Linked DNA regions of Homo sapiens: regions 1 and 2 are each linked to region 3. The links are chromatin contacts, found by Hi-C in ENCODE. All regions are on one chromosome and are shown on one strand. Each heading gives the region's core, a stretch centred on a gene start or an enhancer-like site at or near the end of the contact. The rest is flanking DNA. Distances are from core to core; before and after follow the strand shown. Region 1 has its middle 47 kb from the start of OTOGL. Region 2 has its middle 66 kb from the start of OTOGL. Region 3 overlaps SYT1 (synaptotagmin 1).

Evidence for each region. A loop is a pair of places that touch in the nucleus more often than their neighbours do. Pooled maps may share reads with other maps.
Region 1: a pooled map shows a loop between it and region 3 (5-fold over the local background). The contact joins two enhancer-like sites. A Hi-C loop is called at or near these places in 3 of 168 maps with a recorded cell type or tissue (IMR-90, K562 and ascending aorta) and 3 of 50 pooled maps.
Region 2: a loop to region 3 is called in a pooled map, with 2.9 times the contacts of the local background. The contact joins two enhancer-like sites. A Hi-C loop is called at or near these places in 2 of 168 maps with a recorded cell type or tissue (IMR-90 and ascending aorta) and 1 of 50 pooled maps.

What each region holds. Positions count from the first base shown.
Region 1 is chr12:80,049,697-80,054,663 of GRCh38, forward strand. No RefSeq gene overlaps it. Among named protein-coding and RNA genes, the nearest start is that of OTOGL, 47 kb to the right of the region's middle. Within about 2 kb of position 3,500, at least 8 of the 41 ENCODE cell types and tissues checked have a DNase peak (open chromatin) inside an H3K27ac peak, as active enhancers do.
Region 2 is chr12:80,031,528-80,036,193 of GRCh38, forward strand. No RefSeq gene overlaps it. Among named protein-coding and RNA genes, the nearest start is that of OTOGL, 66 kb to the right of the region's middle. Within about 2 kb of position 2,069, at least 2 of the 41 ENCODE cell types and tissues checked have a DNase peak (open chromatin) inside an H3K27ac peak, as active enhancers do.
Region 3 is chr12:79,421,584-79,426,509 of GRCh38, forward strand. All of the region lies in intron 9 of SYT1 (synaptotagmin 1), which reads left to right. Among named protein-coding and RNA genes, the nearest start is that of MIR1252, 4.8 kb to the left of the region's middle. Within about 2 kb of position 2,633, at least 4 of the 41 ENCODE cell types and tissues checked have a DNase peak (open chromatin) inside an H3K27ac peak, as active enhancers do.

The DNA of each region.
Region 1 (4,967 bases), core at 2,250-4,749, 630 kb after region 3:
CCATCTACTCGGGAGGCTAAGGCAGGAGAATCGCTTGTACCTGGGAGGCAGAAGTTGCGGTGAGCCGAGATTGTGCCATTGCACTCCAGCCTGGGCAACAAGAGCGAAACTCCGTCTCAAAACAAAACAAAACAGGAATTCCCTAGGGCTCAATTCTTGGGTCTCTTTTCCTGTTTATTGATTGTGCTTGGATCTCTTTTATTTGCCTCCCCATATTTTCTTTCTCCCCTCCTCTTCTTTGGTTTGTGCTCTAAGAGGTGATTCAAGCACACCATATCAACAGCTTCTTTGCCCTTGACTTTCTGTTGGAGCTTAGGAGGAGAGTGGGATAGAGTATTGCTTCCTCTAGCCTCCTTACTGCTGGGTTGCCTCCCTTGACTAAAGGTTACAGCTCTTGTCAAGGGGAGCATCTCTATTCAGCTACCTTCTCTGGGTTTCTGGTAATTCCTCCTTCCCCTGGACCCATTAGGCTGCCTGGTGTTGGGGTAATACATCATCCTTTATTCTTTATCGAAATTCTGCCACACTATTTAAATAGACCCTTTGTTAAAGTCTTCTCAGATTGTGTGATTGGAGTGTGCTACTTGGACTTACTCGTAAATATACATGCTCTCCCTTTCTGATCTTGTTTAGTCTCATGGATTTAAATTCCATTAATCTACTGATGACCTCTACATTTTTTCCCATAACCTGGACCTCTCCCTTGGGATTCCTACTTGAAATTTCCACTTGGATATATTCTATATACCACAAACTTCACAAGCCCACATCTTCAACTCTGATTCTTATCCAACTTCCAACCTCAAACCTTACTCTTTTTCATACTTTCCAATCTCAGAAAATGGCAATATCAGTCTTCCAGCTACAGAGGCCAAAGAGTCTGGAGTTGTAGCCAAGCGTGGTAGCACTTGCCTGTAGTCCCAGCTACTTGGGAGGCTGAGGTGGAGAATTGCTAGAGCCTAGGAGTTTGAAGCTGTAGTGTGCAATGATTCAGCCTCAACAGCCACTACACTTCGGCATGGGCAACCTATAAAGACGCCATCTCTCTTTTTTAATGATTATTCATAGGCTGATTTTTAATCGATACACAATATTTGTAAATATTTGTAGGGTTCATGTAATATTTTGTTACATGCATAGGGTGTGTAATGATGAAGTCAAAGTGTTTAGGATATCCATCACCTCATGTGTTAATCATTTCTATGTGTTAGGAACATTTTAAGTCCTCTCTTGTAGTTATATTGAATCTTGTAGTTATATTGAAGTATATAATACATTGCTTTTAACTATAACTACTCTACCATAGAACATTAGATTTTATTGATTCTATCTAATTGTATGTTTATACCCATTAATCAGTCTCTTATCCTCCCCAACCCTTACAAGCCCTTCCCTACCTCTGGTAACTATCACTCTTCTCTGCCTCCATAAGATCAATTGTTTTAACTCCCACAGATGAGTGAGAACATGTAATAGTTGTCTTTCTGTGCTTGGCTTATTTCACTCAACATAATGATCTTCAGTTCCATCCATGTTGCAGCAAATGGCAGGATTTCATTTTTGTTAATGGCTGACTAGTATTTCATTGTGTGTATGTGTGTGTGTGTGTTTATCACAATTTCTGCATCCATTCTGTTTCTGGACACTTAGGTTGATTACATATTTTGCTATTGTGAATAGTGCTACAACAAACATGAAGGTACAGGTATTCCTTTGAGATATTGATTTCTTTTCCTTTGGATAAATACCCAGTAGAGGGGATTGCTGGATCATATCGTGGTTCTGTTTTTAGGTTTTTTTTTATTATAAATTTCCATATTGTTTTCCATAGAGACTGTACTACTTTACATTCCCACCAAAAGTGTGTAACAGATCCCTTTTCTCTGCATCCTAATCAGCATTGTTATTTCTTGTCTTTTTGATAATAGCCATTCTAACTGGGGTAAGATAATATCTCATTGTGGCGTTGATTTGCATTTCCCTAATGACTAGTGACATTCAGCATGTTTTCATGTATATGTTGGCCATTTGTATATCTTTTGAGAAATGTCTATTCATGTTCTTTGCTCATTTTTCAAGGGGATTATTTGTTTTTGTTTCTATTTTTTGCTTTTGGGTTGAGTTCCTTGTTTAATCTAGATACTAGCATCTTGTGAGATGAGTAGTTTGGGAATATTTTCTGTCATTCAATAGGTGGCCTCGTTACTCTGTTAATTGTTCACTTTTGCCCTGCAGGAGCTTTTTAGTTTAATACAGTCCCATTTGCCTGTTATTGGTTTTGTTGCCTGTGCTTTTGAGGTTATTACCCATAAAATCTTTGCCTAGATTAAAGTCCTGGAGTGTTTACCCTATGTCTTCTTCTAGTAGTTTTATAGTTTTTATAGTTCTCTTTAAAAAAATCTGGGATAATTTCTGACTCCCCTCTTTCTTTCACACTATCCTTCTGATCCAACAACAATCCTCTTGTCTCTGTCTTCAACATAACTTCAGACCATAACAACGTTTCCCCACCTCCACTGCTTCCCTCCTGGTCCAAGCCCTCATCATCTCTGGTCTGGATTGCTTAAATAGGCTTTTAATTTGTCTCCTTGCCTCTTTCCGTGCTCCTTGTCCTTCACTCCAGTCCTTTCTCACCAAGGCTGTCCTAGTTATCTTTTTAATACATTAGTTATATTATGTTTCTCTTCACCTCTAACCCCCACAGTGGTCTCTCATCTCACTGGGAATAAAAAGTCACAAACATGGAAATGGCTTTGAAGGTTCTATGTGATCTGGCCTTCTGCTCCAATTCTAACTTTTGCTCCTACCACTCTTCTTACTCACTCCTCTCATCACACTCATCTCCTTGCTATTCCTTGAGCCTACCCTGCATGTCTCTACCTTAAAGCCTTTGAACTTCCTGTGCCATCTGCCTGGGACACTTGTCTCCCATGTCATTATAACTGGCTCCCTTAAATATCACATTCTCACTAGGTCTTCTCTAGCTCTCTTTATAAAACAGCATCCTTCCTTCCCTCTTTGATGTTTTTCTTCCCCTTTACCTTAGCTTATTTTCTCTTCCTAGCAGTTCCACCCTCAGACATTATGTATTCACTTGTTTATTTGTGATCTGTTTCCCACACTGGCCCCTCTCCCTCAACTAAAGTGTAAACTCAATAGGATAGGGACTTCGTTTTGTGCACTCATTTTTCTCCAGCACCCAGAACACTGCCCAGCATTTAGTAGCTGCTCAAGAAATAGTTGTTGAATACATGATTGAGTAGATGAATGAAAAGTTATGATTAAGGTATTATCCTACAAGTTGGGTAAGCGATATCTAGAAAATCTGTAGAGTTGTTCTAGGGCTCCTGATCTATATTTGGAAATCGTGGTCCTTGTTTCAAGGCAGTGTCTTTTTTCTCCCACTTTCTCAGGTCCAATGAGTCCCAGTAAGCCACAGTTCCTAACAGCAAGTGAACTGTTTTTTAAACTGCCTACGTGTTTTTGGAAGTCCCAACCCAGCTGCAGCTTCAGGCAGAGTGCCCAGTTCTGGCCAGTCATCTCTCTGAGCCTTGCTCACTGCGTTGGCTTTCTGTTCTTTTTCTGGTCCATGGAGATGTTTATCTTGATTTTGTACCCAGCTAATGTCATAATGCTTTTATCTTTTTATATATTTCCAATCATGGCTGAATGTTTAGAACAGAGGGGTGTGGTAATTTACGAACTCACTAAACCATCTTGATTAGAAGTCCCCACACATTTCCAAATAATGTTTGAAATGTGGCCAAATTTAAAATCCAGGAGACAGTACATAAAAATTCAGATTTACTGTTTATCTTGAAAATTTGTATATTTGGCAACACTAAGCCAGCATTTCTGTATGTGACAACTGACTGGAGGTGAGTACTTGCTAAGACGCTTCAATGGGTCATGCAGTCTACAAGCTGCCAAGTCCTCCCCACTGAACATTTTGTTAAATTTGACAGAAATGACTTCACTCCTTTGCTTTATCTGCCTAACCCTTGTAGGTATTTTAATTTGTGATCCCTATTTTGAGAACGGTCTGAGCAAAAGCATCAGGTAATTTATTAAGAGGTTAGAAAATGAAAACACCAAAACCGAAAACAAAGCCCTTATTTTGAATAATATATGGGGATGGAGGAGAGAGAGAGAGAGAAAGAGCATATTTTATACTTTTTCTCTCTTTAGTGCAAGTTTTTAATTCTAGCTCCGTAGTCACAAAGTTTCCAAACCTGCCAAACTGCAACTTTTCCCTTTTAGGTGAGACATACCATTAAGGACTTTTCCCCCCATGAAAATGGCATATAAAACTTTCTATCAGTGAGTGCCCTGGAATCCAGTGATGCCATTACACAACTGAGAATATAATGTGTCTACTCTTCTGTCAAGGTAAGATTTCTCTAATTTATCAAGAAAGAACTAACTCATTTGATACCGACAAGCTTTTCTTCTGAAATTGAACTGAGTAGTTAAGAGAATCAGATTTTTTTACTCATGCAAGAATCTGTGTAATCATCTCCTCTTACCCATCTATCACAGATACTCTTCCCAGAACAACCTGTGGTCAGTTTGAGGAATTCTTACACCTCTTGAAGTCTAAATGTCTGATTTATCTGAATAGTGACTTCCATTAAAAAACGTACAGGCTTCCCAGCTACTCCGGAGGCTGAGACCGGAGAATGGAGTGAACCCGGGAGGCGGAGCTTGCAGTGAGCCGAGATCGCGCCACTGCACTCCAGCCTGGGCGACAGAGCAAGACTCCGTCTCAAAAAAAAAAAAAAAAAAAAATGTACAGGCTTTGCAAGAGTACGCATGGAATGGGCATTTGCCTAGTTTGTGTGACTTGTGGAGCATCAGGAAAACCTATTGCTCTCTATGTTTGCCTTGCTAGTGGGTCATGGTGCGGAGAGCAACCATGTTTCTTATTTATTCAGGTTAATGCAATGAAACTATTATTGAATGGCAAG
Region 2 (4,666 bases), core at 819-3,318, 610 kb after region 3:
ATTTGTTGATGACAAACAAGCCAAATACCTAGGATGGCTTTAATTGAGAGTTGGCTGCTGAGGAACAGTTTGGAAAAGTACCTTATGGCAAAGATCATGTGTGTGTTTGTGTGTGCATGTGTGCGTGGGTAATGGGGGTGGAGAATCAGGCGAGAGAGAACAGAATGTACTTTATAGAAACAAGGCCTAAACAGGAAGGAAACTAATCTTCCAGATACCAAAAATGGATCTAAGAACAGTAGCTTCTCCTAGGGCTGGAGGATGGAAATCGTTTGGACTATCCAGAAAACTGGATCCTGGAGGAGGACAGGATCTATAAGAAAAGCCTTCTGATTCAAGGTGTGTGTGTGTGTGTGTGTGTGTGTGTGTGTGTGTGTGTGTGTGACAGACAGAGAGAGAGACAGGGCTCTTAGTAACAATTTCTTGGTGCAGCTTTAGCTTGTGTACGTAGAGTGGGCTTCCTGTACCTTCAAGAGGCCCAGATCATTCCAGCCCTTCAAACTTTTATGTAAAGTAAACAATAAAATGAGAGTAAACAATAACAAAGAGAAAGTTAATAGAAATAAATGACAGAAGAGAGATATTAACTGTTTGGTACATTACACTTAGACTAAATTAAGAGCTTGGAAACTATGTCAGATATATTAACCTTTTAAAAACTTCCATCCAGAAATTCCCATCCAATATGGTCAGTTAGCTGTGTCATTGGGTAGTGTGTTTGTGTTGGCCAGAAATGGAAAGGAGAGAAAGAGTTACTACCTGAAAAGAATTGGAAGAGAAATGTTTGGGTCCAGGGATTCCTTTTTTTTTCCTGAAAAAAATTGTTTTTTCTTTTTTACTCTTGGTTGGGTGGTAACAAAGAATGCACTCAAGCTCTAACAATAAATGAGTTGTGTCAAATCCAGCACATGTTTCCAAGCAGAATTTAAAAATATGTAGAGTTGTAAGAAAGTGTTAGCGATTATTTTTGGGGAATACGATTGAAGTAACTTGAGGAAGGAGTAGGAAGAGGGATGCTACTTTTTATTTTATACTGCTTTGTAGTACCTGACTAAAAAAAAAATTAAAAAGTATATGTTAACTTTATAAGAAAACACAAATATTGTCTAAGTTAAAAATTCACAAAAATACGTAAATACTAATAATACCTAATCTTTCTGGCTTGGTTGGGGAGTTAGGTTTTTGTGTAAATGTTTAAAAAAAAAACTGAAGCTATTGTAACTATTTTAAGTGAAAATCTCTCTAAGGTACATACTACTCCCTTGCTTTCTTAAAAAGAAAATGTATTGATGATTCAGGAATATGATGATCAAAGTGTGGAGAAACTCAAAAAAGGCTACAAACTTCAGTATCTTGAATTTTATGTAAATATCTAATCTAAAATAGTAAAACAGCATGATGCACAATTATGACATAAGTTATTCTTTTAAGAGTACAGTGTGCATGGTTCCAGGATTCTGGAATAAGGATATGGAAACAATGAAAAAATAAAAGTTAAGTAATAATGACCCCATCAAAGCCAACTGTTCTTAAGTATTTTAATATTGAATTGAGAAAAGGATAATACTGTTTCATTGCTGTTATAATCATGGCACTATTTTTTAAAATGACTGGAAACCAAATCAAATCCAATATGTTGCCTAGCAACTATGAGACACAAATACTTTACTTTGTTTCTTAAGCTGACATTAAAACACTACCAAAGATTCCTAAAAATACCTGCCTTAGAGTTCAGTTCTCAGCTAATCTCTTTAGTTCTCAAACATCGTTTTTTCCCCATTAGAACATCTGACATTAAAATTCCTAATATTCACTTTAGCAAGTACATCAGTAATTCATCAACTTTTTCTTCTTTTTAAATCTTTAGACTGTGCCTGCTATTTAAGTTACTTGTAATATTAGCACTTTAAAATGAAAAATCAAATGCCTAAAACATAAATAACTTAGCAAGATTTTTCTCTTGGCTTAGAGCATAATTGTAAGACGGCATATAGCTCAAAAGTTTTGGTGCTCAGCTGTGTGCTGAAGAAAGTATTTCCAAGTCTTTTACAAGTGAATTCCCACTAACTGGGCCCTCATCCTACAGAAACATGGTTTGTGGGGGAGGAGGAGGGAGTCTGTTTATAGCTCCATCACTCATGCTGTGTCATCAGAGCTGGATTATAAAAAGTTATGTCTTCTAGATCAGAGCCTTGCCTAAATAGGAAGTCTAGAAATCACCTAAACAAAGAGATGGCTATGCAACTCCCTGAAGGGGAGTTAGTTTATACTCCTGCTATGAGAACTATCAGCAAGTCACCGTTTTTTTGGAAATGGATTTTAAAAAACATTCAATATTTTAACAATAATGAATTATGTTTAGTTTCATTTACGTGGAGAAAAATGAAGGCAAATCACGTGGAGAAGATGTAATGTGAATAGAGATATAAGTACTACTTGTTTAAATTCAGAGAAATAATAATTATGATGCTCGCAAGTATTTACTGAGCATTTATTATGGGCTAAACACTAGGTAACTGCCTTACATTTAATCCTTATAACACCATGTAAACTGGTAGCTAGTGCTGCTCAGCTTAAATATGAAGAATTAATGGAGAGAAAGTTTAGGTATCTTGCTCAAGGTACACAAGGAAAGTGGCAGAGCTAGTTTCAAACCTGAGCCTATCCTGGTTCCAAAGTTCTTGTTCTTGACCAGGAAAGTGCAGTTAAGTACGGCTTTATTGTTCAGTATCAGCTAAAACCGGCCTATATTAAAAATTTTTATTCTGTTTTGAAGTTTTGTTAAGATGATCAGATAATCAAAAGATTAACAAACTTACTGGCAACTAGACCATTTGTTTTTGCTTAATTTAATCAAGTTTTAAAAATTCATAATCAACCTATCTTATAATAGTTTCATCTTATGCATGTGGGCTTTATACCAATTCATCTTATTTTCCTCCTGTGCTTTATATAATTTTATTCTCCTAGAGCTTAGTTCAGAGCATAAATATAAATGCTCAACAAAAATGTGTTGGATGAGTGAATGCAGTTTACATGTAGATCTTAGTGTGATTAATTTCAGTAGTTGAGCCTTTCAGTATATATTGACTTTGTCAAGGTCTGGATGAGGTATCCAAACTAAGAGCACCATGAATTACAGTAATAGTTAATGCATCTATAGTGCTTCATAGGCGTCAGACTCTGTTTTAAGTGCTTCACATACATTAGTTCATCTAATCCTGTCAATAACCTTAATGAGATAGGCGCTAGTATCTCAATTTTATAGATGAGAAATTTGAGGCAGAGAGAGGTTAAGGAATTGTCCAAGTTCATATAGATTGTAAATTGTACAGCCAGGATTTGAACCTAGGTTCTTGTGGCTCCAGAGACTTAACATCTATAGCTTACAGCTTTGATAGGATCAAAAAGAGAAGAATTGAATTGTACCAAGTTGGCTGGGAAGCATCAAGTTGTCTTTCCCTTCCCTTTCTCTTCATCTAACCTCATATCCCATTCCCTGCCTCACCCCAATCCCTTCTCTCACTTCCAAAGTGAAATACACCTAGAGTGACTGTCTTAGTTAGTTTGGGCTGCTGGAACAAGTTATTAGGTTGGTGCAAAAGTCATTGTAGTTTTTGTAATAATTAGTTGGTACAAAAGTAATTGCGTGATAACTTTTGCACCAACCTAAATACTATAGACTGAGTGACTTATAAACAACAGAAATTTATTTCTCATCATTCTGGAGGTGGAAGTCAGAGATCAGGGTGCCAGCATGTCTGGGTTCTGGTGAGAACCAGCTTGCTGGTTTCCAGACTATTGTATCCTCAAATAGCAGAAAGAGGGCAAAAGAGCTCCCTATAGTCTTTTCATAGGGGCACTAATCCTATTCGTGAGGGCTCTAACCTCATGACTTAATTACCCTCAAAGGCCTCACCTCCTAATACCATCACACAGGGAGTTAGGACCTTAACATGTGAATTTTGGGAGGATATAAACATTTACTCCATTGCAACAACCAAATTATGTGTTAAATAGACAGGTCACTTTGGACAGTACAAGGCAATGCCAATTGGATGGAACACCAGAACAACAGGCATCAACCCAGATGCCCTGGAAACTGGGATTTAGGATCACTATATATATGCTTTGGATTTGTTTTGTCCTTTTCTTTAGTGTTTGCAGTTGTATGGAGTAAGCACATTTAAATGGATGAACCAAATTTGATTTTATCAGCCCCTATGCAAGGATATAAAGCTGTGTGCAATATTTACAATTAAAAAAAGCTGGAATGTATAACCTTATGCTTTCATATTCTACACATATGTGTGGTAACCTTTGCTAGGTAAAAAGTATGCATATTTATAGCTTTGGTAGACACTGCTAAATCACACTCCAAAAGGGTTTTACCAGTACCTACTCCTGTCAACATGAGTGAGAGTGCCCATTCCCAATAGACTTGCCAACAGAGTATGCAATAAAAGTTTTAGATCTTTATCTTCCTGATAGGTGAAAAATGATATTTCAATGTGAAGTTTATTTGCATTTCTCATTTTAATTTCCTTTTCTATAAACTGTCTATTTGTAGTCTTTTCTACTTTTTTTTTTCTATTCAGTGGATGGCTTTACTATTTATTTATTTGAGCCCTTAATATATCCCTTCTGTGATACCTCAAACTCTTGG
Region 3 (4,926 bases), core at 1,383-3,882:
ATATCTGTCTTGACATGTTGGTTGGTATACATATTGCTCTTGCATTGAATGCTGTTATGGAGACATTTGAAGCCAGTCTAATTTTTGCTTTATCCAATGTGACACTTTTTTTGTTTTTTTGTTTTCTGTTTTTTTTTTTTATTGTTGGTGGTGGTGGGTGTTTTTGTTTGTTTGTTTGTTTTCTCAAATTCCCAAGGAATGTCTTTATACTTGAATTGTAAGTATTCAATCAGGGCTGTGTTAAGCATTCTGTTACCAGTATTTCCTAGAACATGGTATGTTCTTTCAATCTATAAATGTGGTTATTCTTTCTCTTTAGTGAAATTTCCTTGTGTGGTATTTGTGAATACTTTTCCTGTTCCATTTATTGAAACTTCTCCTTCAGGGACATCAATTTCCTCATGTTAAGTGCTTTTGAACTCCAATCTGTCACCTTCTAATTCCTTTGGTTCCCTTGTATTTACAAGCCATTCCTCGAGGCCGGTAATTTTATTTGCAGCCATGTTTATTTTGTTCCTTGCTCTGTCACCTTTTAAAAATTCACTCTATAATATTGTTTTTGTACTCAGCCTCCTTAGTTCTGTAACCTTCCTGGGGTTCTGTCAACTCATCTTTGAGCTCTTGTTTTTCTGAGTTCATGTTCTCATTAACTTGATTCATAGTACAAAGCACTTCTGAGGAATTTTGTTTTGTTCTTTGGACTATGTTTTCTTTAAAAGAGGGAGTTTCATCTTTCTTTTGCATGCTATGTTCCTTTCTTTTAAGGTTGATTGGTTTTGTTTATTTTCATTTGGGAGCATTGCCTTAGCATGTTTGGATGTTTGTCACTGATTTCCCCCATCTTACTCATACCTGAACGCTTTATCTGGATCTTCTCTGTTCTATCTAGTATAGGTGACTTATTGACTCAATTTCCATAGACTCTAACTTTTTTCCCCAAAGCTATGGTTAAAGAACTTGATTTTGGATACCATCCACTTAACTGCAGCCTAAGGAAATGGTGCAGGGAGTAGAGAGGGAAGGGAAAGCTCTGCTGAAGCTGTGTGACATCTGAGTTAGAACTCCTGGGCTCTGCACTTTTGGTTGCTCGTGCTCTCTCTCTCTCTCTCTCTGGGATTTGTTAGATACTTTGAACTACATTTTAATCCCTCTCTTTAATCAGAATACATATCCATCCTGAAGGGGAACACTCTAGGATTTTTTAAAATCATTCAGCAAATTTTTATTGAGCCCCTCTCCTTTGCAAGGCACATTCTAATCTAGGTGCTGGAAGTAAGCTGTGTGAACAAATGAGACGATTCCCCTTTCTAATGAGTTTATATGCAATGTGGTATCTTTACCGATACATGCTCTGTCAGAAAGAAGCAGCCCACTTCTGTCCAATAGCCAATCCACTACCCTTCAGACAAAAATGAGAAAAATAAGGATAGTCATTTAGTTAGTTTCTCTCCAGATCTGAAGACTATAGTGAGGTCTTGAGAGTTCAGTAATTCACCAGTAAGGTTCCAGGGGCAGGAAGGGAGTTCAGGGTTAGAAGCTACACTGTACCACTCCAAGATCTGTTCTTTTGTGAGCCAGCATTGTATGTGTGTGTGTCTGTGCGCCCACACATGTGTGCACACGTGCATGCATGCTTTGTTTTGTTTTAATGTCCATATTATTAGGTTACAGTCTTTTCCTTATTTCATTGCTGACTTATTACTAGAAAGGAGGGAGCTAGTGGTTTTCATTGTTGGTATCCCTTGTTTTTAGTTCTGAGAGAAAGAGAAAGAGAGAGACTCTATAATCTGCTTTCATTCTATCACCTGAGCCTGGAGGCCTCAACTAGTTCTTTTAACTCTAATTAAGCCTTAGAGTCTGCAAGTATAAGACAGCTGTGAAGTAGCTCTGCCCTCAGAATTTTGTAAGTACTTTAAGACATAGACAAACACACATACACACAACAAAACAAAACAAAAACATAAAGCTGAGGTGGTTTGGTTGGGTTCCTTGCCAGCTTAGCCTCTTACTCTTGGCTAAAAAACATTTCAAGGACTTAAACTGTGGAATAGTTCTAAGAAATTGCTTAGTCTTATCCCTGGACACTGCAAAATGGATTGCCTCAGATCTAAGAAACCCATTTATCAGAAAAATTCTTCAATTTCATGATATGTTATGGTCGAGATGTTATTGCACAATCCCACAGAAATCTAGTCCCTCTCCTAAATATGCCGAACACCTATACAGATGGAGGCAAGCAGAGAGAGGAAGGTGAGAGTGAACACTTGTTCCTGAAATCTCCCAAGATACCGGCTCTGGGTTAGCATTAGAAGGCCTAAGCACCTGGATCTATTAACCTAAATAGAAAAAAGAAATAACCAAATACTTGTTGAAATAACCAACAAGTATTTGGTTATTTCTTTTTTCTATTTAGGTTAATAGATGGAGCATTACCTAAAAATGAGATGAAGCATCACCTACAAATGTCCCTCAAACAAGTCATACTTAGTTCAGATTATAAAGAGAGTATTTGATAAATGCTGTACGTATAAGGGAATTCGAATGGCACTAGCTTACAGCTTCTTGTGTCACTACCATGCCTCTAATGCAATTTCCCCCATCTAGAAATGTAACCCTCAGCCAGTTGCCTTGAAAGCTGGTTACCGTGGAGATGATTATCAGTATTATGATGACCTATTTAGAAGAATTTCTGCATCACCAGAAAACAAATAACCACAGAGAGAGCCTTTCAAATGAATCATGCTCTTTCTCTGAAAGTGCCTTTACAAACAAATGCCATGGATGTATTGTGTTTGTGTGCTGTGTGTGGATTTGTTCATTATTTGTATTTGCAAAGGTTTTAGTGAAATTCCAGTTGTCTTTAGGCATGCCAAGAGTAGAGAGGGTAGTACAAACAACAGGCATAAGCATATAGACATCTGTCCTCTTCCTACAATTTGAAATGCATGGCCATGGCTGTATTGATTTCTCAGCAATGTTAACATTTCTTTCATTTGTACAGTTTTTCTTGCTCATCCACTGCTTTTTGAGGCTTTTTAAGGACTGCTGGAATGTGGTTGGCAGGTGGTTGGTAAAGACTGGTTTTTACAAACTGATTGGCCATTAATAGTTCCTAAACACACTATGACTACTTGATGACTATTTTGATTTTCTCAAAATTATGTCATGAAATATTCTCTTAACTTCTGTTTGGTCTCCCATTTTTCTATAAAATAGTTTTGTGTGTGATTGTATGCAGACCTAGTGTTTTGTTTTTTTTTTAAGTTTTTAAATTTGTTATCCATTAATCATTGCCCTGCTCCTTATAGGAAAGACTGATTTTCAGCTGCTGCCCTTTTTGGTTTTGTTTTGCTTTTGATTTTTCTTCTTCTTTTTTTTTTTTTTTTTTTGAGACATTTAATTTGCACTTGTAAAAATTTCAGTGATAAAAATTAAACCTTTATTATGTTCATAGAAGCAGCAAATAACAATATAAGCCAAATGTTACCCCAAAGAGGTCAAACAGATCTAATATTTTCCTTCCAGTCTATGAAGGTCGTGTATTATGGCATTTTTATATTTGTTCTTATTGTATTTTCAGGCACACTCCTTTTTCTACTCTCATCCTTCCACCCACTGTCACTTCTTCTAAGGTAATGGCAGGAATGTTCATATTTTCTGCTGTTATTTCATATCATCTAGCAAAGTGCTGGATAATCGATGTTTAATAAACCTGACCCCTCATATAACCTCAAAAGTTTCAAAAGTTCTTTAACCAGATAAACTCCATTTTTGTCTGTTCATGTTCACAATGGCCTTCCAGTCTAGGAATCTCCATTTTTTAAACCATGTACAGGCAGTCTGTTTTCCACAGAACATTTTGGGTTTAAGTCAATTAACTAATTTTGGCCCCATTTTCAATTTCTATACCATAGACTTGTCCTTATGCCCAAAATCACATTGCTCTGAACTGAGGGCAAATATCAAATTCATATTAATCACCTCACTAATATTCTTAGGCTGGTCTGAATGCTATGTAAATCCCAATAAAAATCTTAGTGTGAAAAAATTTTCTTCAACTAAATATAACTCCTTCTCTTTCAATATTTTTTAGAAGTACATTGACATTTTAATTAACAAGTTCTTACTTAAATTTTAACTCCAAAGAGTCTAGCACAATATATTTAAGTAGTCAACTACACAGTCAGTGTAAAATGTTGACTTCTGTCCATCTAACACAGTTGTATAGGAACGGTTTTACCTGCAAAGCACTAATAATACTTATTGGCGTATGGCCTTTGACTCATTTATACCATTTCCTAAAAGAGGCATGAAGGACACAGAGAGCTTTTCCATGTAACTCAGAGCCCATAAATGGTAGCTCCTCTTAGAATATTATGTCTACTCTCTTATTCAATTATTCAATAAAGATTGTTAACTCTCCCTCTAAAGTGGCCTTCAAATTAAGTAAAAAGTTGTGAGTTGTTTGAATCATATTCACATCCAGCACTGTTTGATTAAAAAAAAAAAAAATAGCCTTTCTGAAACCAGACTTGGAGTCCTAATCACCCAGAATAGTTCCAGACAAGATTCAGAATCAGAACTCTGACTCTGCCCAACAATTCCACTAAATTAATTCACTCTGCACTCTCTTGAATGGATTTGGAAGGCAAATCATGAGCTTGCTTTAGAGTATTTCCTCTTTGTCTAATCTTCACTCCTAGAAATGATAGTGCTTAGCATTTAGCACTTGCAATCCTTCCCACCCTGAAGCTAAACTGGGAAGAATGAGAGCAGAGTGTTCTAACCTTATTCATACCACAGGCAATTATTCAAGGAAAAAAAAAACATATTTCACAGCCTTTAATTAGATAAACTTGCTTTGTGAATAGAACACAATCTTCAGAAGAATGATGTGGAATAACTTTTCTCCAGAAACATTCCATG